Linked DNA regions of Homo sapiens: regions 2, 3 and 4 are each linked to region 1. The links are chromatin contacts, found by Hi-C or POLR2A ChIA-PET in ENCODE. All regions are on one chromosome and are shown on one strand. The core of a region is the stretch at or near the end of the contact, and the rest is flanking DNA. Distances in the headings are between cores, read along the strand shown.

The links. Hi-C counts contacts between places; a loop is a spot of excess contacts on that map. ChIA-PET counts read pairs that join two places held with the same protein, here RNA polymerase II (POLR2A). Pooled maps may share reads with other maps.
Region 2: a loop to region 1 is called in a map of CD4-positive, alpha-beta T cell, with 4 times the contacts of the local background. The contact joins the promoter of ARMH3 here to the promoter of BORCS7 in region 1. A Hi-C loop is called at or near these places in 1 of 168 maps with a recorded cell type or tissue (CD4-positive, alpha-beta T cell), 1 of 37 single-sample maps with no recorded cell type and 7 of 50 pooled maps.
Region 3: a pooled map shows a loop between it and region 1 (2.4-fold over the local background). The contact joins the promoter of NEURL1 here to the promoter of BORCS7 in region 1. A Hi-C loop is called at or near these places in 1 of 168 maps with a recorded cell type or tissue (naive thymus-derived CD4-positive, alpha-beta T cell) and 4 of 50 pooled maps.
Region 4: a map of naive thymus-derived CD4-positive, alpha-beta T cell shows a loop between it and region 1 (26-fold over the local background). The contact joins the promoter of GBF1 here to the promoter of BORCS7 in region 1. A Hi-C loop is called at or near these places in 1 of 168 maps with a recorded cell type or tissue (naive thymus-derived CD4-positive, alpha-beta T cell) and 7 of 50 pooled maps. POLR2A ChIA-PET finds 5 or more read pairs at or near these places in 1 of 52 experiments (T-cell).

Annotation. Positions count from the first base shown.
Region 1 is chr10:102,851,625-102,857,602 of GRCh38, forward strand. It overlaps BORCS7 (BLOC-1 related complex subunit 7), which reads left to right and starts at 2,635. Exons shown (of 5, transcript NM_001136200.2): 1 at 2,635-2,803. The coding sequence starts at 2,663. It overlaps BORCS7-ASMT (BORCS7-ASMT readthrough (NMD candidate)), which reads left to right and starts at 2,586. Exons shown (of 15, transcript NR_037644.1): 1 at 2,586-2,803. RefSeq lists enhancers at 2,155-2,668, 2,651-2,710, 2,669-3,181, 2,781-2,970, 3,978-4,950.
Region 2 is chr10:102,051,976-102,057,953 of GRCh38, forward strand. It overlaps ARMH3 (armadillo like helical domain containing 3), which reads right to left and starts at 4,198. Exons shown (of 26, transcript NM_024541.3): 1 at 4,110-4,198. RefSeq lists a silencer at 3,898-4,287.
Region 3 is chr10:103,491,270-103,497,247 of GRCh38, forward strand. NEURL1 (neuralized E3 ubiquitin protein ligase 1) reads left to right here and starts at 2,436. Exons shown (of 6, transcript NM_004210.5): 1 at 2,436-3,203. The coding sequence starts at 3,119. It overlaps NEURL1-AS1 (NEURL1 antisense RNA 1), which reads right to left. Exons shown (of 4, transcript NR_120675.1): 3 at 3,292-3,466. RefSeq lists silencers at 2,645-2,794, 2,805-2,934, 3,015-3,114 and an enhancer at 2,781-3,330.
Region 4 is chr10:102,242,098-102,248,075 of GRCh38, forward strand. It overlaps GBF1 (golgi brefeldin A resistant guanine nucleotide exchange factor 1), which reads left to right and starts at 3,435. Exons shown (of 40, transcript NM_001377137.1): 1 at 3,435-3,684. RefSeq lists enhancers at 3,183-3,242, 3,443-3,892.

The DNA of each region.
Region 1 (5,978 bases), core at 1,385-3,884:
TCCGTCTCAAAATAAAGTAAATAAATAATAAAAATAAATAAATAAAATGAGACAAGTTATCGCTATGTTGCCCAGGCTGCTGATATTGAACTCCTGGCCTCAAGCAATCTTTCTGCCTCGGCCTCCCAAAGTGCTGGGAATACAGGCATGAGCTACTGCTCCCACCCTGTTCTGTATCTTAATAGTGGTGGTGGTTCACAGATGTATACGTCTGTCACACTCATCAAATCGTACACTTTAAAGAATGTGGTTATTGTGCAGGCCGGGCGTGGTGGCTCAACGCCTGTAATCCCAGCACTTTGGGAGGCCAAGGCAGGTGGATCACCTGAGGTCAGGAGTTCAAGACCAGCCTAGCCAACATGGTGAAACCCATCTCTACTAAAAATACAAAAATTAGCCAGGCGTGATAGTGGGCACCTGTAATCCCAGCTACTCGGGAGGCTGAGGCAGGAGAATCGCTTGAACCAGGGAGGCAAAGGTTGCAGTGAGCCAAGATCGTGCCACTGCACTCCAGCCTGGGTGACAAAGCAAGACTCCATCTCAAAAAATAATGTTGTTATTGTACATAAATTATAACATAAATTCATGCACATAAACTCAATAAAGTTTATTAAGGACAAAAAGTAAACAGTAAATGAGATTCAACGGAGACATATGAATCTAGACACTTGGAAGAGGAAGTAATGTTGATATTGAATACAGGTAATTTTGAACAAAATTTTCAATACAATAACATTCTCACATCTTTTATTAACTAAAAAAGAAATGGAGCTACTTGAAATATTTTATTTTTTTTTTGAGACAGAGTCTCACTCTGTCGCCTAGGCTGGAATACAGTGGCATGATCTCGGCTCACTGCAACCTCTGCCTCCCGGGTTCAAGAAATTCTCCTGCCTCAGCCTCCAGAGTAGCTGGGACTACAGGTGCCCACCACCACGCCCGGCTAATTTTTGTATTTTTAGTAGAGACGGGGTTCCACCATGTTGGGCAGGCTGGTCTCGAACTCCTGACCTCAGGTGATCCTCCCGCCTCAACTTCCCAAAGTGCTGGGATTACAGGCGTGAGCCACGGCACCTGGCCTACTTGAAATATTTTACATATTAATTCACTTACAAGGTGGTTACCATCAGTTTGGTATTAATACAATAAAGAGGTTATCAATAAAAATTACTAGTGATGTTGAGCATTTTTCACATTTATCAGCCAGTTGATTTTTTTTTTTGAATTGCCTACTTGTGCCTTTTGCCAATTTTTCTATTAGATTGTTTTTCCTTCTTCATTTGTTTACAGGCCTATCTGCCTCATCAGCCTGGGAGTTCCACAGAGACAAGAACTGTATTTCATTTCTTTCTCTATCCCCAGCCTAGTACAGTGTCTGGTATTTAGTTCATGAAATGTTTGTTAAAATTGAATGGAATGAGGCCAGGTGCAGTGGCTCACGCCTGTAATCCCACCATTTTGGAAGGCCAAGGCTGGTGGATCATTAGATGTCAGGAATTTGAGACCAGCCTGGCCAACATGGTGAAACCCTATCTCTACTAAAAATACAAAAATTAGCCGGGCCTGGTGGCAAGCACCTGTAATCCCAGCTACTTGGGAGGCTGAGGCAGGAGAATCACTTGAACTCAGGAGGCGGATGTTGCAGTGAGCTGAGATCGAGCCACTGCACTCCAGCCTGGGCAACAAAGCGAGACTCCATCTCAAAAAAAAAATAAAATAAAATAAAATTAAATAAAATGAGACAAGTTATCGCTATGTTGCCCAGGCTGCTGATACTGAACTCCTGGCCTTGAGTGACCCTTCTGCCTCGGCCTCCCAAAGTGCTGGGACTACAGGTGTGTCACCATATGGATAGGTTGGCCTTGAACTCCTGACCTCAAGTGATCCACCTTGGCCTTTCAAAGTGTTGGGATTACAGGCGTGAGCCACCACGCCTGGCCCCTTGTCTCAATTAATCAAAAAAAGGCCTAGGCAACAGAACAAGACTCTGGGGAAAAAAAAATATATATGTATATATATATGTGTATATATATGTATATATATGTATATATGTGTATATATGTGTATATATATGTGTATATATATATATGTGTATATATATATGAATGGAATGATATTCTCATAACCCCTTGGAAACATTATTACTTCTGTTTAACAGATGAGGAATATAAGACAGAAGCTGAGTAATTTGCAGCCACACACTGCTAAATGGTAGCATTGGGACTGTAATCCGGGCCTTCTGATTCTTTTTAATTATTTGTATTAATTTTAATTTTATTTTATTTTTAAAGAGATGGAGTTTCGCTATGTTGCCCAGGGTGGTCTGGAACTCTCAGGCTCAGGTGATCCTCCTGCCTGGGTCTCCCAAAGGGCTGGGATTTCAGGCGTGCGCCGCCATGCCCTGCCGCAGGCTTTCCGATTCTGAACCATAGAGTCAATGAAACTGTCCTCCATCCCCTCCAGAGATGTTTGCCTGGACCCTGTTTTCCTCAGGATATCAATGAATAGTTCATGAGTTTAGTGAGCAAAGGTCAACCTCCATCAGGCGCATGCGTCCCTTCCTTTTCCCATGGAGGAAGAGACGCCTCTTTTCCTTCCGCTTTGCTTGTCTTTTGGCCCCGGCGACTCACCATCGTCAGTGCGCAACCGTTCGCTAACTGAAATGATGGCGACTGGAACGCCAGAGTCTCAAGCGCGGTTCGGTCAGTCCGTGAAGGGGCTTCTCACGGAGAAGGTGACCACCTGTGGTACTGACGTAATCGCGCTCACCAAGCAGGTGCTGAAAGGCTCCCGGAGCTCCGAGGTGAGCTGGAAGTGGACTCTCCCGGCCTGATAGTCCGGGGAGTCGCAGTCTTTCGTTGCTGTGGGAAGGAGGTCGCGTTGCATCTTGGGAATTGTAGGCTGTGAAGTACTTGCTATGAGTAGGTCTTCTTCGCGGAGGCGCGTGTTGCATTCTGGGGTGTGCAGTCTCTTTGGTTAGGGACAGTGTGTGAGGGTTGGGGGAAGAAGCGATGCCATGGGAACCTGTGCTTTAAAACAGCTCTTTGGGAGGCCGAGGCGGGCGGATCACCTGAGGTCGGGAGTTCGAAACTAGCCTGACAATCATGGAGAAACCCCCGTCTCTACTAAAAAATAATAATTAAAAAAATATATAGCCGAGCGTGGTGGCACATGCCTGTAATCCCAGTTACTTGGGAGGCTGAGGCAGGAGAATTGCTTGAACCTGGGAGGCGAATTATATATATAAGTATTATATATTACGTATTATATAATATATATACGTATATATTATATATAATGTGTATGTATATATTACATATATAATATACATATATATTATATATAATATATGTAATATATATTATATATATTTTCAACTAGAGGTGTTTATAGTTAACCACCTGTAAATATTCAACATATTCATCATAATAAACGTACATTTATTTAGCATTTTATATATGCTAGACACTGTTGTCTTTTATGGAGTTTAATTCATGAAGTCTTTAGAATGACTAATTGAAGGAAGTACTTTTCCTTTTTTTTTTTTTTTTTTGAGACGGAGTCTAGCTCTGTCGCCAGGCTGGAGTGTAGTGGTGTGATCTTGGCTCACTGCAACTTCCGCCTCCTGGGTTCAAGTGATTCTCCCGCCTCAGCCTCCTGAGTAGCTGGGATTACAGGCACGCACCACCACACCTGGCTATTTTTGTATTCTTAGTAGAGATGAGGTTTCACCATGTTGGCCAGGCTGGTCTCGAACTCTTGACCTCATGATCTGCCTGCATCAGCCTTCCAAAGTGCTGGGATTACAGGCGTGAGCCACCGCTCCTGGCAGCATTGCTTCTTGAGCAGTCTCCACATAGCTATTTTGTTTGATTAGCTGAGAATTTCATGTGTAAAAAACTCATTCCACAGTATTCATTTAACAAATACTTATTGGGTGTCTGCTATGTGCCAGGAACTGCTCTAGGTACACGGAATAAACAAAACTAAATCCCTCTACTTGGGAAGTTTACATTTTAGTGAAGAGACAGACGATAAACAAGTGAAACAGAAAAAAATCAGGTGGTGGTAAATCCTGTGAAGCAAAATTAATCTGGGAATAGAGAGTGATGAAAGGGTTAATCTTTGTTTGTTTGTTTGTTTTGAGACAGAGGAGGAGTCCCACTAGCTCTGTCACCCAGGCTAAAGTGCAGTGGCCCGATCTCGGGCTCACTGCAACCTCTGCCTCCTGGGTTCAAGCGATTCTCCTGCCTCAGCCTCCTGAGTAGCTGGGATTATAGGCGCCTGCCACCACACCCAGCTAATTTTTGTGTTTTTAGTAGAGATGGGGTTTCACCATGTTGGCCAGGCTGGTCTCAAACTCCTGACCTCAAGTGATCCTTCCCGCTTTGGCCCCCTAAAGTGCTGGGATTACAGGCATGAGCCACCACACCCGGTCGAAAGGGTTAATCTTAAACAGATGATCAGGGAAGGGGTCTCTGGGGAGAGAGCCTGTGAGGAGAAACACACTGACATTTGCCCACAGCATAATGAGTGGTTATGACTCATAGGCTTGTCTCTTGCATGCCTGCGCTTCTCCTCCTCCATTTGAGTTGTGTGCTTAGTGAGGGTCCATTGTGTTTTTTTCTAAACATCATGTGTCTGTGGGCTGGGCGCAGTGGCTCATGCCTGTAATCCTAACACTTTGGGAGGCCGAGGCAGGATTGCTTAAGCCCAGGGGTTCGAGACCAGCCTGGGCCACATAGTGATATCTTGTCTCTGTAAAAAAAGGAAAAAAAAAAAGAATGAAAACAATTTTTTAAATGTGTGTATGGCACTTATGCTTACAGTTGCAACTACGTAATTTAATGAAATAATACGAAAAATGAAATATGAGTACCAAAAAAGAGGGTTGCTATTGCTATGAAAACTAAGTTGAAAATCAGAAACACTTGTTGAAGATGAGTAGCTAAGACAAATTGTTATTGAGTTAATTATGAACAAGTTAATGGTAAAAGCCTAGGAGAAAAATTTATAGAAATCTAAAAAGATTCTGTAGTGAAGATTGTTTTACAGGTGTATTCAAGATGTTCTTCCATTTTAAAGAAAGCAAAACTAGAAATCTCAGATGGTATGTTATGTGTCTGGTCTGTTTATGTAGGAAAGTGATGCAGAATGCCAATGAATATATCAAGGAAAAGCCTTGGCTTTACATTACAACAGCCCCTGCCTTCAAGGCAACCACAACTCCCATTGAGTCTGTTTTCTAAATGTCTCACAAATCCTTTGTTTCTTTTTTTCTTGGCTACTTCTGTGTTTCAGGCCATCCTCATTCCTTGCTTAGAGTACTGCTGTGTCATCCTAACCAATCTCTCTGCCTCATTCCCCACTCTAGTCCACCTGCTTACCACATTTCTAAAACAGAAAAATGGATCATGCCATTTTTCTCTAGAATTACACACAAAGATGAATTCTAAACCCTAACTTTTAAGTCTCAGATTAGAAGTCACTTCTTTTAGGGACCTTTCCTGAACACCTACCCCTGTAATCAGTTAGACACTCCTGCCCCACTACATGCTCCCGGAGCAGCCAATGCTTCCCCATCAGCACTTACCATAAGGTGATGTAAGTGCCTATGTTCCCTTTGTAACCCCTCCAGATTCTGAGCCCCGTTATCACTCTTAACCAGAGTAAGGGCATATGTTAAACACTCAACAAATGTTTATTAAATGAGTAAGTGAATGAAGTAGATTGTTGGAACCCTTTTTTTTCTGCCATCGGTTTGTAAGTCACCATCTCCCATCTATAGGAGTTTGAAGTTTACCCTTAAAAGTAGCCACAGGAGGAACAGGTACTCTCATAATTGTTGGTGGGAATGCAAAGTGGTACAGCCCTAAAGGAGAGGAATTTGGCAATATGTAGCAAAATTAAAACCCCACAGTCACAAATCACAGTCCTGTGAGTCCATCCCAAACATATGCTGGCAAAAAGATGCAAAG
Region 2 (5,978 bases), core at 2,948-5,447, 800 kb before region 1:
AAATTCTGATTAGAAACCACATTTTCTGACACATCCCAGAATGAAAATTCATGGTAAGATCTTCTCAATGAGCAGGAGATTCCTGTAAATTAATACTTTCTCCTGCTCCAGCCCTGAACTTATTCAAACGGCACACTGTCACTCATATCTTCTCATTTCTTCCCCTGCTCAATTATACAAGCCTCATGAACACCACCTAAATATAAAATGAAAATTATAAGATAAAGTCCCATAATCATCTTCTTCCCCCACTCCCCCGCCCCACCGAAAGACAGTCTCCCTCTGTTGCCCAAGCTGGAATGCAGTGGCACAATCACAGCTCACTGCAGCCTCAACCTCCTGGGCTTACACGACCCTCCCACCTCAGCCTCCTTAGTAGCTGGCACTACAGGCTCACACTGCCACACCCGGCTCATTTTTGTATTTTTTGTAGAGACAGGGTTTTGCTATCTTGCCCAGGCTAATCTTGAACTCTTGAGCTCAAGCAATCCACCAGCCTCGGCCTCCCAAAGTGCTGGGATTACAGGCATGAGACACCTTGCCTGACCCCATAATCTTCATAAAGGAAGCCCAAAAGGTACCTGCAATCTTGCAAAGTAAACTGATTTCCTGCTACTTGAATAACACTTATTAAGACCTTATAAATTACATAAGCATAGTGTAAGACAGAAAGGGACCAAAAAATTACTAAATTACAGTCCCTGCCTTGAGAAGCTCACTATTAAGTGGAGGAAGTGCATAATCTGCTACTTCCTTATAGACAAATAAAATAAACATTTTTTTTTCCCCAAGACTTTTTTCATATATGCCCTCACTCAAAGCTGGTGCCAATACATTAAGCTCACCAGGTCTCTCACTTCCAGCTGCCTACTAAGGTCTCCATCGGTACATCCTACAAGCAACCTGAGCTCGGCATACCAAACCATATCCCCTATGCCTCTTTCCATACCCTAACCTTTGGAAACCTGCTCTACTTTTTCTAATCCATATCCTGTCAATGAAATCCCCATACATCCACTCTCTCAAATTAGAAATCCTAGCCCACTCTCTTCCTAAGAAGTTGAATCAATCTCAGAAGTACAGTATTTCCAAAATCCCCTCCTCTTCATTCCCACAGCTACACTTTCTTCAGACTCTCAGTCAATTGCAACAACTCTAATTAGTCTCACTGCCTCATTCTTCATTACTTTAATCTGCATTTCTGTCACTCCCTAACTTAAAAAAAACTCCTCAGAAGCTAAAAAAAAAAAAAAAAAAAAAAAAAGAGAAAAAAATTCCAATGACTCCCCACTTTCTTTTCAGTCTCACCTCCTAGCAGTTTCCCCACCACACATCCTGTTTGGGACAAATTTCTGAGATTTAAAATAATTTTTTTTCCTCTCACATCCTCACCAAGCCTTTGCAAGTACTGTTCTCTCCAAATGAAATGCCTTTTCTTTTTCAGAGATGGGGTCTCGCCATGTTGAGCCAGCTCGTCTCAAACTCCTGGGCTCAGGCAATCTACCTGCCTAGGCCTCCCAAAGTGCTAGGATTACAGGTATAAGCCACCAGGCCGAGTAAAAATGCCTTTTCTTACTTGTGCAATCTCCTACTCATCCTTCAACACCCAACTCAAGTATCTCCCCCCTGCAAAGATTTCCCTGACTCTCCCAAGCAATGGCAGTATTCCCATTACACTGTATAAATTTTTTTTTTTTTTTTTGAGAGGGAGTCTCGCTCTGTCGCCCAGGCTGGAGTGCAGTGGCACCATCCCGGCTCACTGCAAGCTCCGCCTCCTGGGTTCATGCCATTCTCCTGCCTCAGCCTCCTAGTAGCTGGCACTACAGGCGCCCGCCACCACACCCGGCTAATTTTTTGTATTTTTAGTAGAGACGGGGTTTCACCATGTTAGCCAGGATGGTCTTGATCTCCTGACCTTGTGATCCGCCGGCCTCCGCCTCCCAAAGTTACATAGTAAGTGCTCAATAAATGTGTTGAATAAACAGTTCACCCTTATATATCCTGGATCAATTTTTGGCCATTTTCCCCAAATGTTACAGATTCCTAAACTGTGCTCAGTGTGAGATTCCAAATTTCATAATGACTGCTTTGAGGTTTTCACCTTGTTTTAATTATCCAAATGTTGAACAAGTCGGCTGGGGGCAGTGACTCACTCCTGTAATCCCAGCACTTTGGGAGGCTGAGACGGGTGGATCACGAGGTCAGGAGTTGGAGACCAGCCTGGCCAATATGGTGAAACTCCGTCATTACTAAAAACACAAAAATTAGCCAGGCATGGTGGTGCGCGCCTGTAGTCACAGCTACTCAGAAGGCTAAGGCAGAAGAATCGCTGGAACCCGAGAGACGGAGGTTGCAGTGAGCCAAGATCATGCCACTGCACTCCAGCCTGGGCGACAGAGCGAGACTCCGTCTCAAAAAAAAAAAAAAAAAGTTGAACAATAAATTGTAATACCTAAAAGTCCAATGAAAACACCTTAAAGGCTTCTCTAGTCACTGAAATGGGTATTCCCCCTTTACAGTCGTAACAAGAGGGATCCCTCTTTCCCTTGACTGTGATCTGATATCCTGAAAGTCTTCACACAGAAGCTATTGTGCACACAAATCCAACTTAAGGTACACCCAAAATAATTCCAATCCTGCTAAGTTACGGGCAGGGACACAAATCATATTTACCCTAGTTTACAAAGCAACTAAAGGATAGCAAAGAAAAAGCTCTCACTAAGCTCAAAACTTTTTCTGGCCGGGCGCAGTGGCTCACACCTGTAATCCGAACACTTTGGGAGATCGAGGTGGGTGAATCATCTGAGGTCAGAAGTTTGAGACCAGCCTGGCCAACATGGCGAAACCCTGTCTCTACTAAAAATACAAAAATTAGCCGGGCGTGGTAGCTCACGTCTGTAATCCCAGCTGCTTGGGGGGCTGACGGGGAAGAATCGCTCGAACCTGGAAGGCGGAGGTTGCAGTGAGCCGAGATCACGCCATTGCACTCCAGCCTGGGCAACGAGAGCGAAACTCCGTCTCAAAAAAACAAAAAACAAAACAAACAAACAAACAAAAAAAAAAAGGCCGGGCGCGGTGGCTCACGCCTTTAATCACAGCACTTTGGGAGGCCGAGGCGGGCGGATCACCTGAGGTTGGGAGTTCGAGACCAGCCTGACCAACATGGAGAAATCCCGTCTCTATCAAAAATATAAAATTAGCTGGGCGTGGTAGCGCAAGGCTGAGGCAGGAGAATCGCTTGAACCCCGGAGGCAGAGGTTGTGGTAAGCCGAGATCGGGCAACTGCACTCCAGACTGGGCGACAACAGCGAAACTCCATCTCAAAATAAATAAATAAATAAATAAATAAATAAAATAAAATAAAAAACTTTCTGGAGAGGAAGAACTGCGGAGGGTCGGATGATCCAGTGACATACATTTGGGTATGGCCCAAGTTTCTGCTTCCCCATTCGCCAGGGGCAGCACGCCTCAGCTTCTCCTTCTCCAGGGGACCAGGTTTCTCTCTACTTTTTCCTTCCCTATACCCTCCTGGGAACAGGTTCCTTTCCTGGGCTCTCGCCGAGTAACCCAAAGAAAACACAGTAGCTTCACTGATTCCGTGTGAAGAGTGGGTTAAAGCCTGTCAGAGCCTGGAGAGGGACAGGACTGGAGCCCTTCCGGGACACCTGAAGACTTCGCACAAACCCGCTTTCCTCTATCCCTGAGATTCTCAGAGGTGCCTTGCCCTACGCCCGCACCCCAGGACCAAGAACAGCAGGAGAGGAAGCTCTCGGGGCAGCTGGCGGGGTCAAAGGTCAGCACCTCGGAAGCCAGAAGGCCCCGCAGGGATGCGGGAGAGGGACGTGACCGGGACCGTGTGGTCCGAGGGACCGGCCGCTGGAAGAGCGAAGCCGTTTCTCTCTAGGCTCGGCCGCCCCCAGGCCCAGCCCTCCCCGGCATACGCAGCTTCAGCAGCCGTCCTCCCTCCCTCTCCCCTCGCGTCCTCGTCGTCCCCGCGGCCAGCGCAGGCCCCGCCCCCAGAACCGCCTCGGGGCCAAGGCCTAGTATGGCAGGACCCGCAGGGTTGGTCAGGTTCGAGGACCGGGCCGGGCCTGGCCGCCGCCGCTTACCGAGCCCGCGGCTCCTCCTCTACCACCCGCGCCGTTCCCGGGCCCGCTCGCTCTCGACGCCACCGACGCTGCCGCTGCTCCGGGCTCACGGGCGCGCTCCCGACCTCCCCGACCCTTCCCGTGTCCCCGCGCCCCGCCGGGTCCTAAAGCCCGGCGCGCAATGGGTTAGTCCACGCCCGCTTCCTGAGACCGGCTCAGACCACGATTCCCAGCAAGCATCGCAAAGACTACAACTCCCGAAAGGCATCGCGAGAAATAAATTCGCAGTGGACTTGTCTATTGAGGGCCTACTGGGTCGCAATAGCAGTTTTCCGAAACATGGCCGACTCTTTGACCTCAGCAATTTTACTTCTAGGAATACATGTATCCTCTAGAAATACTGGCGAAGTTTGGAAAGATATATTTTCCAAATGTGTATTACAACTTTGTACGTGAAAGATTGAAAACAAACTCATTCTTTCAACAAATACGTGTGTGCCTGATAAGTGCAAAGTAGCGTGTAAAGCTCTATTAACTTGGCCAGAAATCTATTTTCTTTTCTTTTCCTTTTTTTTTTTTTTGAGACAGGATCTTGCCCTTGCCCAGGCTGGAGTGCCGCAGTGGCACAATTACAGCTCAGTGCAGCCTCCACCTCCTAGGCTCAAGCAGTCCTCCTGCCTCTGCCTCTGGTAGCTGGGATTACAGGCACGTGCCACCACTCCCTGCCTCTGAGTCTTTGTTTTCTTTTTTTTTTTTTTTTTCGAGATGGTGTCTCACTCTATTGCCCAGGCTGGAGTGCAGTGGTGCGATCTCGGCTCACTGCAACCTCTGCCTCCCGGGTTCAAGAGAGTCTCCTGCCTCAGCCTCCCCAGTAGCTGGGATTACAGGAGTGTACCACCACGCCCGGCTAATTTTTGTATTTTTTAGTAGAGACAAGGTTTCACCATGTTGCCAGGCTGGTCTCAAGCTCCTGGCCTCAGGTGATCCACCCGCCTCTGCCTCCCAAAATGCTGGGATTACAGGCGTGAGCCACCGCACCCAGCCTGAGTCTCTGTTTTTTTATACACAAATGGAAGGTTTAAAAAGATGTGCTATAACAGCAAGAATACTATTAAAAAGAAAAAACAAGTAAAAAAAATAAAATAAGCCAGGCGCGGTGGCTCACACCTGTAATCCCAACACTTTGGAAGGCAAAGGCGGGTGGATCACCTGAGGTCAGGAGTTCGAGACCAGCCTGGCCAACATGGTGAAACCCCATCTCTACTAAAAATACAAAAAATGGCCGGGCGTGTTGGCAGTCCTCTGTAATCCCAGCTACTCGGGAGGCTGAGGCAGGAGAATCGCTTGAACCTGGGAGGCGAAGGTTGCAGTGAGCCAAGATCGCGCCATCGCACTCCAACCTGGGCGACAGAGCGAGACTCCGTCTCAAAACAAAAAAGAAGTGGAGAAGAGTTCTGTGGGCGGCAAGCCACCCAGGTGCCGAGTCAAGAGACCGAAGACACAAGCTGTTCCAGTATAATAAAGAAAATAATTAAAATAAGAATAGCTATATTAGAAATAGAATATAGATGTGATTATATATGAATATTAGTAATCATTAGTTTGTAGCATTACTTTTATTAATAACTTATATTTTACAATTATAATTTAGGAAAACCAGGCCATACAGAGTTAGGAGCTGAAGGGACACGGTGAGAAGTGACCAGAAGGCAAGAGTGTGAGCCCTCTGTCACGCCCAGACAGGGCCACTAGAGGACTCCTTGGTCTAGCGGTAATGCCAGTGCCTAAGAAGGCACCCGTTACTTAGCAGACCTTGGACTAGCCATAGCGCCAGTGCCTGGGAAGGCACCTGTTACTTAGCAGACGGGCCTTTCCCTGAGGAAGTTAGAG
Region 3 (5,978 bases), core at 1,186-3,685, 640 kb after region 1:
TGGTGTCCCCTCTTCCAGTACAGAGCTCCCTGAAGTACTAGGGTGAAGGTAGAGAGGGGCCTAGGGCGTGAAATATAAGAGGACCTAATTCCCAGGCTCGCGCAAGTGCAAGCTTGGTATCTGCATGAACTTGAGAGTTGGCGCCTTCTTCAATTTTGCGCCAGGGATGCCTTGGCTACCTCATCCTATCCCAGCCCTATTGATACTCCCATCAGCTCCTCAACCCTCAGTTCCCTGCCTTTGTCCCTGACGCCTCTCACCTTCCTTTGGGACTCCCTGGGATCACGCTGCCCTGAACTGCAGAACCTGGGCTGCCTCTGGACTCAGGTGAGCATCCGCCTCTGGCCTTCACTTCCCTCCTTCCCTTTGACGTCTTCCTCTCTCCCCTGCTTTGCCCATAGCCCCAGGTCTAGGCCATGTGGGGCCTGTGACATCCCTTTGTCAGGCGCGGTGGCTCATGCCTGTAATCCCAGTACTTTGGGAGTCCGAGGCAGGTGGATCACCTGAGGTCAGCAGTTCAAGACATCCCTGCTGTGCTCTACCTTTGGGGCCTCATCCCCTCCCCCATTCCCCTGCCCACACCAGGCTTCCCTGGAGCCACCGTCTGTAAATCCTAGCTAGGCCCTTGTACTTCAAACACACTCTAGCAGGATGAGTCTCAACTATGCAGAGTCCTCATATTTGTTCTAACTTGTGAAAGGCCTGATTCTAGTGGCCACTCACAGTGACTTCATTCCGGCAGATTTCAGGGGGAATATAAGTGTGTGTGCTTGTATAGGTGTGAGTGTGTGAGATAGTGTAGCGGTGTGTTAGCACATGTGTGAGTGTGTTGCCATTAAGAGCCTGTGGATTTCTGATGCATGAGTCATTAGCTGGGAGTGAGCCTTGGGAAGATACTGCCCATAAATAAGACAGCCATCCCTGACCTGCTGTGGCCATCTGCAGCTGCCTGCACACGTGATCCTGGGCATCTGGGAGGCTGGAGGCCGGGTTCGGGGCTGCCTTTCCCTCCAGATTCCAGAGAGACAGTGGCTGTCACAGATATTTCTAGCTTGCCTGGAGTCCCAGACATTTAAGGGTAGAATGCCTGGAATGGGGATGGAGAGAGGAGAGTAGGAGAGGAAAATAAAGGGTGGTTCAGGAGGCTCTGCCCCCAGGGATCTCAGTGGAGCCTCCTGGCCCACAGTGGGAAGCATGCATTCCACAATTATTTTCTGAGAATCTGTCACATGCCAGGCATTCCCCCAGTGGGTAAGGACACCCTGGTGAACACGACTGACCTGTGCTCTCCCCTCACAGAGCTTATGTTCTAGCAGGGAGGCAGAAGATAAACGAGGAAAGGCTACTTGTAAACAAGTTCCATATAAAAGCTATGATGAAAATAAAATGGAATATTGTGGAAAGTGACTGACAGTGGAGGGGGTCCTTTAGTTGGGGCAGTCAGGGAATGTCAGGACACGAATTGTGCCTAGATAATGAGGAGCTGCCAAATGGAGACTTGGGGGAAGAACCTTTATTACAGAAAAGGATACATGAGATGTCCCCCTGCCCACCCATGTCTTCACTGGACTCTGGATCTGAGTTGCTGAAGCCAGAGCAGGGAGCTAGAGATGACTTAGAGGAGCAGGAAGTCTGATTCCCTGGGGGGAACCTTGGAACATCTTCCATCCCTGATAGACCAGGAGAGATGCCCCGGGTCCAGGAAGGAGAAGAATGACTTCTGTTTCCCTTCCTGAAGGCTTCTTGGTGCAGTGTTGAGCTACAGGAAGGCACTAGCCACATGAGCAGGGCCCTTGCTGAAACCCCCTTCCTCCAGGAAGCCTTCTTTGACTGCCATAGGCTGCAGAGGCTCCTCTCCCCCACCTTGTTATAGCTAACAGAACCACTCAGTTCAGAGCTGGTGGTCTTCTGATGATCTGTCCCGGAGATCTGTTCCCTCAGCTTGGCCAGAGCTCCAGGCTTGTGAGTCTGGTCCGCGGGCATTCAAAGGCCCTCAGTGGCATCTGTGCATCAGTGAGACTGCCCGGGGTTCCTGCTCTGAACCCTTGCCCTAGTGCCCCTAGCCTGGCTGAGAACGGAGGGTCAAGTGCCGGGGTTCTAATCTCAATTACTTTATCCAAGCATCCGCTCGCTCATTTACATGTTTCCCTGGGCTCTCCACTCTGCGCCAGGCCCGGTACCTGGAGCTAGGGAAACCGAACATTAGTGCTGGCTCGCCCGCCCCCGCATCCGGGGAGCTCGGCGTTCTCGCGGCCCTGCTCCCCTTGTTTTCAAGTGCAAGTTCCATGTTTCCGTGCTGGGAATAAGGCCAGCCCCGGGTGCCACCATACTCGCCTGATGTCTTACCCCGACCCGCGCCGCCGAGAGCTTGCGGCTACGGGAACGCGGCGCGCCCCGGGGCCACATCTGGCCTAGCGGGCGCGCGCGTGTCACTAAGACGCTCATTCACCGGCGCAGCTGTCACCATAACAACCGGAGCGAGGGAATCCTGGAGACTGCCGGGGCGGGGGGCGGGGGCGGCGGTCGCAGGAGGGACCCGGCGCGGGCGGGACCGCGGCGGTCGGGGGACACCAGCTGCGTCGGAGCGCCCAGAACGCCCCGCGCTCCGCCGAGCCCCGCTCCACGCAGACCCGCGGGCGGGAGGGAGCCACGCACATCGCCGCCGCGGCCGTCTCCGCGGGGCGGTAACCGAGCCTGCCTCGGAGCCGCCGAACGCCCACGCCAGCGACCCTGACTCTATGGCCCCGGGGGAGCGCGCCGGAGCCGCCGCGCCGCCCACCCCCAGCCGGAACCCTAGCGTCCCGGGGAGCAAGCGGGGAGCCCCGGGCGTCCCCGGCCCCGGCCCAGGGCCCTGCTTGTGGCCCCCGCTCCCGCCACGGGGCATGGGAGGCAGGTAGCCCAGCCTGCGCCAGGACACCCGTGGCGGGCGGAACCCGCCAAGGACCGCGAAGTCCAGAGAAAGGAAGCTGAGGAGCTGCCCGCCCGCCCCCGGCTGCAGCCCCAGCAGGGCCCTCCCCCGGTGGCGCGCACCCGCGCGCGCACACTCGCACACCGCACCTCAGCGCCTGCCCGGCCTCGCCCCCACCCGCGAGCGCCGAACCTCCTGGGGCCGGATGCCATGGGTAACAACTTCTCCAGTATCCCCTCGCTGCCCCGAGGAAACCCGAGCCGCGCGCCGCGGGGCCACCCCCAGAACCTCAAAGGTAGGCTCCCCGGCCGAGCGCTGCTGGAGGACTGGGGCGCAGGTGGAGGGCCAGGGAGGTGTGGTTGGGGAGGGCGGGCAGACGCCACCTGTTGTGCGTGTCTGGAGGCCGGAGATGCACCTCTGGCCGTGGAGTGGGCTGGGGGTGGAGGGCAGCCGGCGATGATGGTGATGGAGGATGGCGTCCCGCGGGGTCTGCGCAGTTCTGTCTGCTGGCACTGGGAACGTCACTGGAGTCCCCTCAGGCCATGGTCTTAGGCGAGCCTGAAGAGATGGGAAAGGATGTTTGCCAGGTCGATAGGGGAGTGGGGAGTGAGGAGGGAAGCTTGGGTCGTCCGTGTCTCCAGGGAGGCACCTCGATGGGTCTCCTTTCCATCGGCCCTAGGGCTGGAGAGACCAGGCTGGGAGCACTAGTTGCATTTCCAATGGGAGGGTTTTAAAAATTCAGGACAGGATTACAGCAGCCTGGAAGAAAGGGTCAGAGCTGCTGGTTCCTGGGGTCCTTTGCAGCCGTTGGGTTTTTGCATCCATTGAATTAGTTTGATTTCTGGTTTTCCCAAAGACCAGATATCCAGTCAGAGCCCTAGAAAAGAGGGTCTGGGAGCCTTGAAACAGAGGGACATTTACTAGGAATGTCTTTGCTCTTCACCTCCCCAGATCCACTCAGCACCCTCAGGGTGGCCCTAGGCCCAGTCTCCCCATTCGGAGCCTGCCATTCCTGTCTTGGATCTTCCAATGCTGTCTCTGACCTTTGGAAGACACTGCTGGGTCCTCCCGGGCCCTCAGACCCTACTAAATTCCTTCCGGAAGGTGCTTTTCTGTCACCTCAGAACCAGTGGCACTTGTCCTGGGCATGATGGCTAAAAGCCAGGAAGGGAAGCCCTTGGGCTTTCAGAAAGAATACCCCACTTCCTAAGCTCCTCAGGTTATGAGAAGGATAACAATAGTGCCCTTTAACACAAGGCATCGAACTTTCTCAAACACATTTTCAGTGAGCATGGACACTGCTTGGGGTAGTCAGCAGAGCAGAGCTAATCACACTATACCCATTTTACAGATGAGGAGAACCAAGGCTTGCTTCAGGTTCCCAAAGCCAGCCAGACCTCGGCGCTAGGTGCTAGGCTGTAGACCCCTATCTTTTGACTTGGAATTCTGTCCCTTCTTTTGCTGAACAGTTAACTTTTAAGACCAGGGAAGAGGAGGAGAGATAGGACCACTGTCCTGCATTCTAATACTCCAGCTCTTTCAGAACTTCAGCTTTCACTTGGCTCAGGAAAATCAGTGGATTTGTTGTGTCTTTCTGGAAATTAATATGGCAATACATGTCAAGATACTTTAAAAATATCAATTTGTTGGCAGGGTGCGGTGGCTCACGCCTGTAATCCGAGCACTTTGGGAGGCTGAGGCAGGTGGATCACTTGAGGTCAGGAGTTCCAGACCAGCCTGGCCAACATGGCGAAACACTGTCTCTACTAAAAATACAAAAATTAGCCGGGCATAGTGGTGCGTGCCTATGATCCCAGCTACTTGGGAGGCAGATAGGCAGGAGAATCCCTTGAATCTGGCAGATGGAAGTTGCAGTGAGCTGAGATCGTTCCACTGCACTCCAGCCTGAGCGACAGAGCGAGACTCTGTCTTGCTAAAAAAAAAAAAAAAATCAGTTTGTTGACCTTGTAATTCTACCTTGAGGAATTGATACTAAGGAAGTGGAGATGCAGGAATATATACTTATGGCACTAGGCTAGGATGTTCATGGCAGTGTTATTTATACTAGGTGGATAACCTAAATGCTCAGTAATCATGGTATATATTCTTGGTAGAGTACTATGCAGTGATTACAATTATATTTGTGAAGAATAGTTGATGACTGTGGAAAATGCTCACAGTATAACGACAGAATACAAAGTTGTGAAGACTGTATGATCCCAATTTTGTTTAAAAAGTGGTGTGAATGCAAAAAACCCCAACAAAAACAAAACAAGCAAAAATGCTTGTAAAGTTTCCAAAGGGTTAACAATTATTTCCTCTGGGTATAGGATCATATGGGATTGCATTTTTTCTTTTTTATATTTTGCTCTTTTCTAAAATTTCTATAATAAGGAAGTATTATTTTTGTAATCAGAAATAAGCTATCAGTGTTAGCAAGTATGAAGACTGTTTCTGAGCATTGGAAACAGATTCCTAATGAACCTATGAATATCGTTCAGCTCAACCTTCTCTGCAAGTGAGAATAATGAGGGAAAAGAATAATTATTTGCCCAAATTAAAGTGGCAAAACTTGGCCCTGTCCTTCAGGGGGCAAGGGTTAGCTGGGGGCAGGGGTTAGTTGGCCCTTAATATTCACAGACTATCTTCCTGAGAAGGTCTTGCTCCATCCTTGACTCTGTGGAAACCCAGAGAGCTCCCAACTAATTGCATCTTTTTAATCTAAAATTTGGAATTGTGGGGATCTGAGGTCTCTGTGGCTAGGGTCTTTGGCAGAAGGCAGGAGTGGGGGCCCCATCCACACACCACTGTAGGTGACCATGGGAATTTTGATCCCGCCCCTACTAAGCCTGAAATGAAGGACAGAAGGTACCCATGAAGGCCGCCAGTTGTTGGCTCTGTCCTTCACCCAAGGTCCACTGATCCTCCTTCTCAGCTTGACTTCTAAGGACTTCTTCCCGTCTTTCTACCCTAATAGAGCCATCACCTTTATTCTGTAATTGTTTAGTGTTTATTCCCAATTCTCTTCTAAATGTATCAGCATTGACCTACGAGTCTTCTCTGGTATATC
Region 4 (5,978 bases), core at 2,185-4,684, 610 kb before region 1:
TTAAAAGACTCATTTCTCTTTCTCTCTGCTCCTCTTTCCTCATATCTTTCCTCTTCTTCATTTCCCCCTTCTTCTCCAAGGAAGGTGACTTCGTGGAGACAGCAGGGTTTGGAATGATACAAACCAAAGTAGTATTCCAACGCTGCCACGAACTGCACCATCACTGAGTGAACTTGGACGAGTAACTATCATCTCCCTCCCCGCGCAAAACAATTAAGAGGAGGTTCCTGCTGGATCTCAGGGCTTGGGCTGGGCACTCCAAAGGCATTGCCTTTCAGTCTGTACCCTTGTCTTGCTTAGGCTGTGCTCTCCCTCCTTCAGCAGGGCTGGTTTCCCGCTGGTGGTACCAGGTTAAGTCCTGTGGGCAAGGTGTGGCCTTGGTGCCTGCTGGTTAGGAATTTGCAAGGGACAGGACAGATGACCAAGGAACATCCTGGCAGACTGTGACTTCGGCCCTCTCTGACTTAGGCCTCAATTTCCAGGAAACAGGCTCCTTCTCTTCTCCCAGTTAGGCTATGTTGCTTGGGTGCTCCGAAGAGCCTAAGCCCAGGCCAAACACTGTGGCTCATGCCTGTAATCCCAGCACTTTGGGAGGCCGAGGCGGGCGGATCACAAGGTCAGGAGATTGAGACCACCCTGGCTAACACGGTGAAACCCCATCTCTACTAAAAAATACAAAAAATTAGCCGGGCTTGGTGGCGGGTGCCTGTAGTCTCAGCTACTGGGGAGGCTGAGGAAGAAGAATGGCGTGAACCCAGGAGGCAGAGCTTGCAGTGAGCTGAGATCGCGCCACTGCACTCCAGACTGGGCGACAGAGCAAGACTCTGTCTCAAAAAAAAAAAAAAAAAAGAGCCTAAGCCCAGTCACACAATATGCCCCTAAGGCAAATCTGAGCAGTCATGTCTTGACTGTTCAGTGACTCCCATTGCCCTTAGGATAAAGGTCAAGCTCCCTAGCCTGGCATACAAGACCTTCAGGACCTGACCTTGTCTTCATCTCCAATTTCCTAGTAGTGTCCTGCACACCTCTGGCCCTTCCTGTGAAAGTAACCCATCTTTATATTGTCAATTCCTACTCCTCCAATGTTCCACTCAAGTCTTATTTTCTCTGGGAAGCCTTTTCTGAACTCTCAGTTTAGCCCCTTGCTCTCATGACCCTCAGTGTATACCTTCTATTACACCACCCACCATATTGAAGGGATCAGCTTATGTGTTGTCTGCTATGATAATAAAATTTAGGAGGGTAAGGACCATGTCTGTTATTCCCAGGCATAATGTAGAATCTCAATAAATGTCACACTGAAATCTATGAGGAAGATGTTCTGCCTGGTAAGATGATGATTAGTGGTTAGGAGGGACTAGGGAATTGTCATCTCTCTCCTCCCCATCTCTATTGCACAATCACATGCTTTTAGAATGATGAATTTCTGGAGGTATGTAGAAGTAGATATTGGCGAGCAGAAATTTTTGGCCCACTTAGAGGATTTTCCAATCGGCTTTCCAGGACCTCTCAATCTGAGACAGGCCCAGGACACCAACTCTCAGTTTTCAAATGAAGAGGAAAATGGCTTTGAGGTAATGTGGAAAGAGGTGCTATGATGGTATATCCTCTTTCCCTGACTCTCTTTGGGTGATAGAGGCTAGATCCTCAGCTGGACCCACCGACCAGAAGCCCAATGTGCAGGTGTAGGAAGTTACTGAGGGGTTCTTCACGTCTGATATCTGATGGGTGCTTTACACTAGAGCATCGTGGCCAGGTGTGGTGGCTCACACCTGTAATCTCAACACTTTGGGAGGCTGAGGCGGGTGGATCACCTGAGGTCAGGAGTTCGAGACCAGCCTGTCCAACATGGTGAAACCCCATCTCTACTAAAAATACAAAAATTAGCCTGGTGTGGTGGCAGATGCCTGTAATCCCAGCTACTTGGGAGGCTGAGGCAGGAGAATCACTTGAACCCAGGAGGTGGAGGTTGCAGTGAGCCAAGATCACAGCACTGCACTCCATCCTGGATGACAAAGCAAGACTCTCTCAAAACAAACAAACAAACAAAAGACAAAAAAACAAAACAAAACAAAAAAATAGCGCATCGTAGCACACGGATGGTCTTTGGATGTCTGGTTTTGAGACTACTTTCCTATGTGGTTAGTTATAGAGCTTCCCTGGACTTGGGTCGTCCATAATTGGGAGGATGTATGGAAAGAATTAGGTATTTTTTTTTCACTGCCTCCCAGCAGCTTCTCCAGGTCTGCAGGGACACTGGGGCTCTAGTGTCCCAAATAGGCTGGGAATTTCATGATTCAGTCTCCTAGGAGAAAACCCATCCTCTTGTCCTCTTCTCACGCATTCTCACTTCCAGGTAATACAGGTAATTCTAAATAGCTTAGTAACCTCTATCATCTCTTGCAAGGGGAGGAGGCAGCTGGGGGCAAGACAGTGAAAACAGGTGGGCATCCAACCCTCAGGCCCCTTAGCGTTTCTAAGGCAAACAAGAAAGACTTCTGTTTCCTATCACTGATGAGGTGGGCTAAGCTGCGTATTTAGCCTGGTGGATAAGGCCCGTCAAAGGCTTGGTATGAAAGGCAGACCGGGAGTCAAAGCCCGATATACTAAGGCATAAGAGGTGACAAAAGGCGATGAAAAGAGTTGGCCTGGGGGTGAGGAGACCCAGGGGTTCGTCTCTCTGCTCTGCTATTTACTAATTATGTGAACATGGGCCCAGCCTTCCACCCTGGGGCTGTTTCCTATAATGTAAAATGAAGAGACTTAAATTAGATATCCAGGGCTTCTGCTACGTCCCATTTTCTCTATTTCTGGATGATGGGAGTGGGGCAGAGGACGCTGAAACAGAGTTGGGACGTGACAGACATAACTGTGAGAAGCCACGACAGGGAAGGTGGACAAGAGGGCGAGGAGAGCAGGGTGTGGAATAGATCGCTGGACTTGTTTTTAGAATGAAGGGAGCCCAGAGCTGCCTCGAAAAGGAGTGATTCCTCAAGGGGCATGGTCTTGGCCCAGGTAACTTTGATAATACGTGGACAGGGGAGTAGGGATGCCCGCTCAAGTTCTCAAAGCGGACCCCGCCCCTTTCCAGCCAATTGTAGCCTTTTTCCCCATAATGCCCAGCAGCCACTGCCAAACCGCGCACTGCAACCGAACTCTACCTAACTCCACCTCTCTAGCCGCCCAGCCCAGTTCCTCATTTTTTATTGGTTTTTTAAACTGTCACTCAGAGAGTACTCGTATCCGTTGGTTGTCCCCTAACATACCCTTTCTTTCCCTTGTAATCGCGCTTCTTTAGGCACTACCCGCCTCCTGAAGCCAATTTCCTTTATTCGATTGGATAGTCGGAATGCTACTTTTCACGGTGCAAAGCTATGATTGGCTGCGCGCGGCAGGGCTCGCGCAGTTACCAGGCAGCGGGCTAGACTGAGGCTAGTTACCACGTCAGTGAGCTGACAGGGAAGGTACCCGGCTCTACTGCCCGTCCCGGACGACTCATCCTGGCGGACTGTGCAGTCCCACCCTGACTTCGGCCTCAATTTCCAGGAAACAGGCTCCTTCTCTTCTCCCATCTGCTACCAGAGCCGGGAGAGCTGCTCGGAGACGCCTCCGGGGTGCGGGCTGGACATGAGCAGCGGCTGCCGGTCCTGGGACTAGGCCCCGCCATTTTGGATCCGCTGACAGGTCAGCGAAGTCTCTTCCTAGAGTTCCGGTGTCGTGAAGGCCGCCCTGACATCGCAATAGGGAATTAGTGGGAAGGGCCCTTAAATTGGGCGAGCCAAGGTGGGCTAAGGACGCAGCGGACAGGAATAAGACGAGGGAAGGGTTGTTGTGGGAGGGAACAGGGAGGTATGCAGGGGCAAAGGTCATGCCTCTGCCGCAGGAGGGGCGATTTCTGCTCTCATTACTGATCCTTTGCAGGTGCCCAAATCTTCTGTTTTCCCAGGCTTGACCTAGTATTTAGCTTCTCCTTTCCAGCGCTTTCTGCATCCTGAAGAGCCCAGTACTCAAAAGCTGAAAGCAAACCTAAGGAGCATTGTGTCTACTTTTATGGGTTTTCAGACTTTAGATGTGAAAGTCTCTCTAGATTCTGTACAGCGTCTACTTCTTTGTGATTGCCTCACTAATACAAAGGAACTGCTTCATTAATAATGATGAACTAGTGCACCCTAGAATCAGGTTGTCAGCAGAGGGACGTGTGGAAGGCTTGAGGTTATAGCAGCGCAGGGAACTGGGCTATGAGAAGGCTTCCCTCTTACAGGACAGCTCAGCTGCCAGTCTGGGTCTGTATGTAAACACTATACTTATCTTCTGGGCCTGTTTGTTCCTTTATACAATCTTTCACAGGCATTCTTTTGTAGTGTATGTTTTTGTTGACATTTTTCTCTCAGATCTTCACTAAGGAGATGAGGCTTAATCATAAGGAAACCACTCTATTATGACATATTTGACTGACAGCAGAGAGAGATATTTGAATACTGGCAAAGTTTGGTATTGTCGGCCTATTATGTTTAGTGGGCAAAAAGAGTCATGAGAGATTTTCAGCCAATTGTAGGGTCAGAGCCCCAGAGTGAATGATGGAACATAACCCTAGAGAGTAGTTTATGGCACTGTGATGACCTTTGATAAACTGCTGTGTTGTAAAGCTATAAAAGTCCACCAAGGGTAACGAATGCTTTTAGAAATAAGGAATAGTGTAGATGGTGTTTTTTAATGCACAATGTGGAAACTTGTGCATTAATTCAGGTATAAAAGGCACTCTAGGCCCTGTGGAGGATACAAATGGAAAGGTCTGCTTTGGGACTGCTCAGTTAATGCACTTCTTAAAAGTAGTAGCATGTATGTGCAGTGGCCTAGCTAGAGCATGTAGTAGGTTAAGAGCAGGATCAACCTAATACCTTTTGGTATGTAGTGGGCACTCAATAAACGTTATCTCTATCTGGGATTAGTTTCAGTATGTGATCAGGACTTGTGGCCTGCTTTTGGCCCTGGCAGTCAGGAACACTTTGCACTTTTGCATGATGAGGTAGTAACAAGGAGGATCAAAACCTCATAGTGTCAGAAGAGAAAACTATTTAGGATCTTGGAATGACTAACTCAATTTTTCCTACCTTTGTCCTTATGAAATTGAAATTTCATAATTTCCCTTTTCCCTTCCTACCTTCGTCCTTATGAAATTGAAATTTTTGTGTGTGTTGGGAGAAGGGGGATGGCATTATTTATGCTTCACCTGTGTTGATTTAGATGGAAATGGTACAGGAAACTATTTGCATTTTAACTTGCTGATCTAAGTTGTAGAATTCCTCCCCTCTCCCCGCCCCCAAGAAAGTAGTTGAACGCAGCAAATGAAATGACATACCTCAGGAGGTACCCAGGTTTGATGATCCTGCCTTGCTCACTTGGGCCATTGCCCTGTTGAGTTGATATGCTTTGCATAACAGGCAATCTAGTCTCTGGGTAGGCAGTGTGATCAATCCAGGATCCAGTCATCCTCAGTTGAGCCTAAGGGTGACTATAGAGGCATCAAAACGTTTTCTCTTTCTCTCTCTTTCTTTTTTTTAATCCTAAATGTCATTTCTAGATAGGAATAATTTTCTAGATAGGAATAATTCCCACTCCTACCCACAAATCAGAAAATTCATCCTTCAAATACAAGTCCCAAGCTTGTATTTGAGCTTCTTTTTAATGGTGTTTGTAGACAGTATGTTCCAGTCTTGACAGTGATGCTCATTGGCACAGTGGGAACTCAGGCTATAGACATATCTCCTCAGTAGCTGGGCACCAATCCCAGTTTCAGCTCAGAGTTCTCAAAGTTACACTACTATTTTATTTCCCTCTTTTCCAGAAGTCAGGATGACTGCCACTTTCACATAATAACCTCATTGATAGGGTACTTAGACTGGCTGCTGTGGGCAGCTAAAGAGGAAGAAGACACAGCTCTTGCTTTTGAGGAGACTCTATTTATAGAGTACTCACTG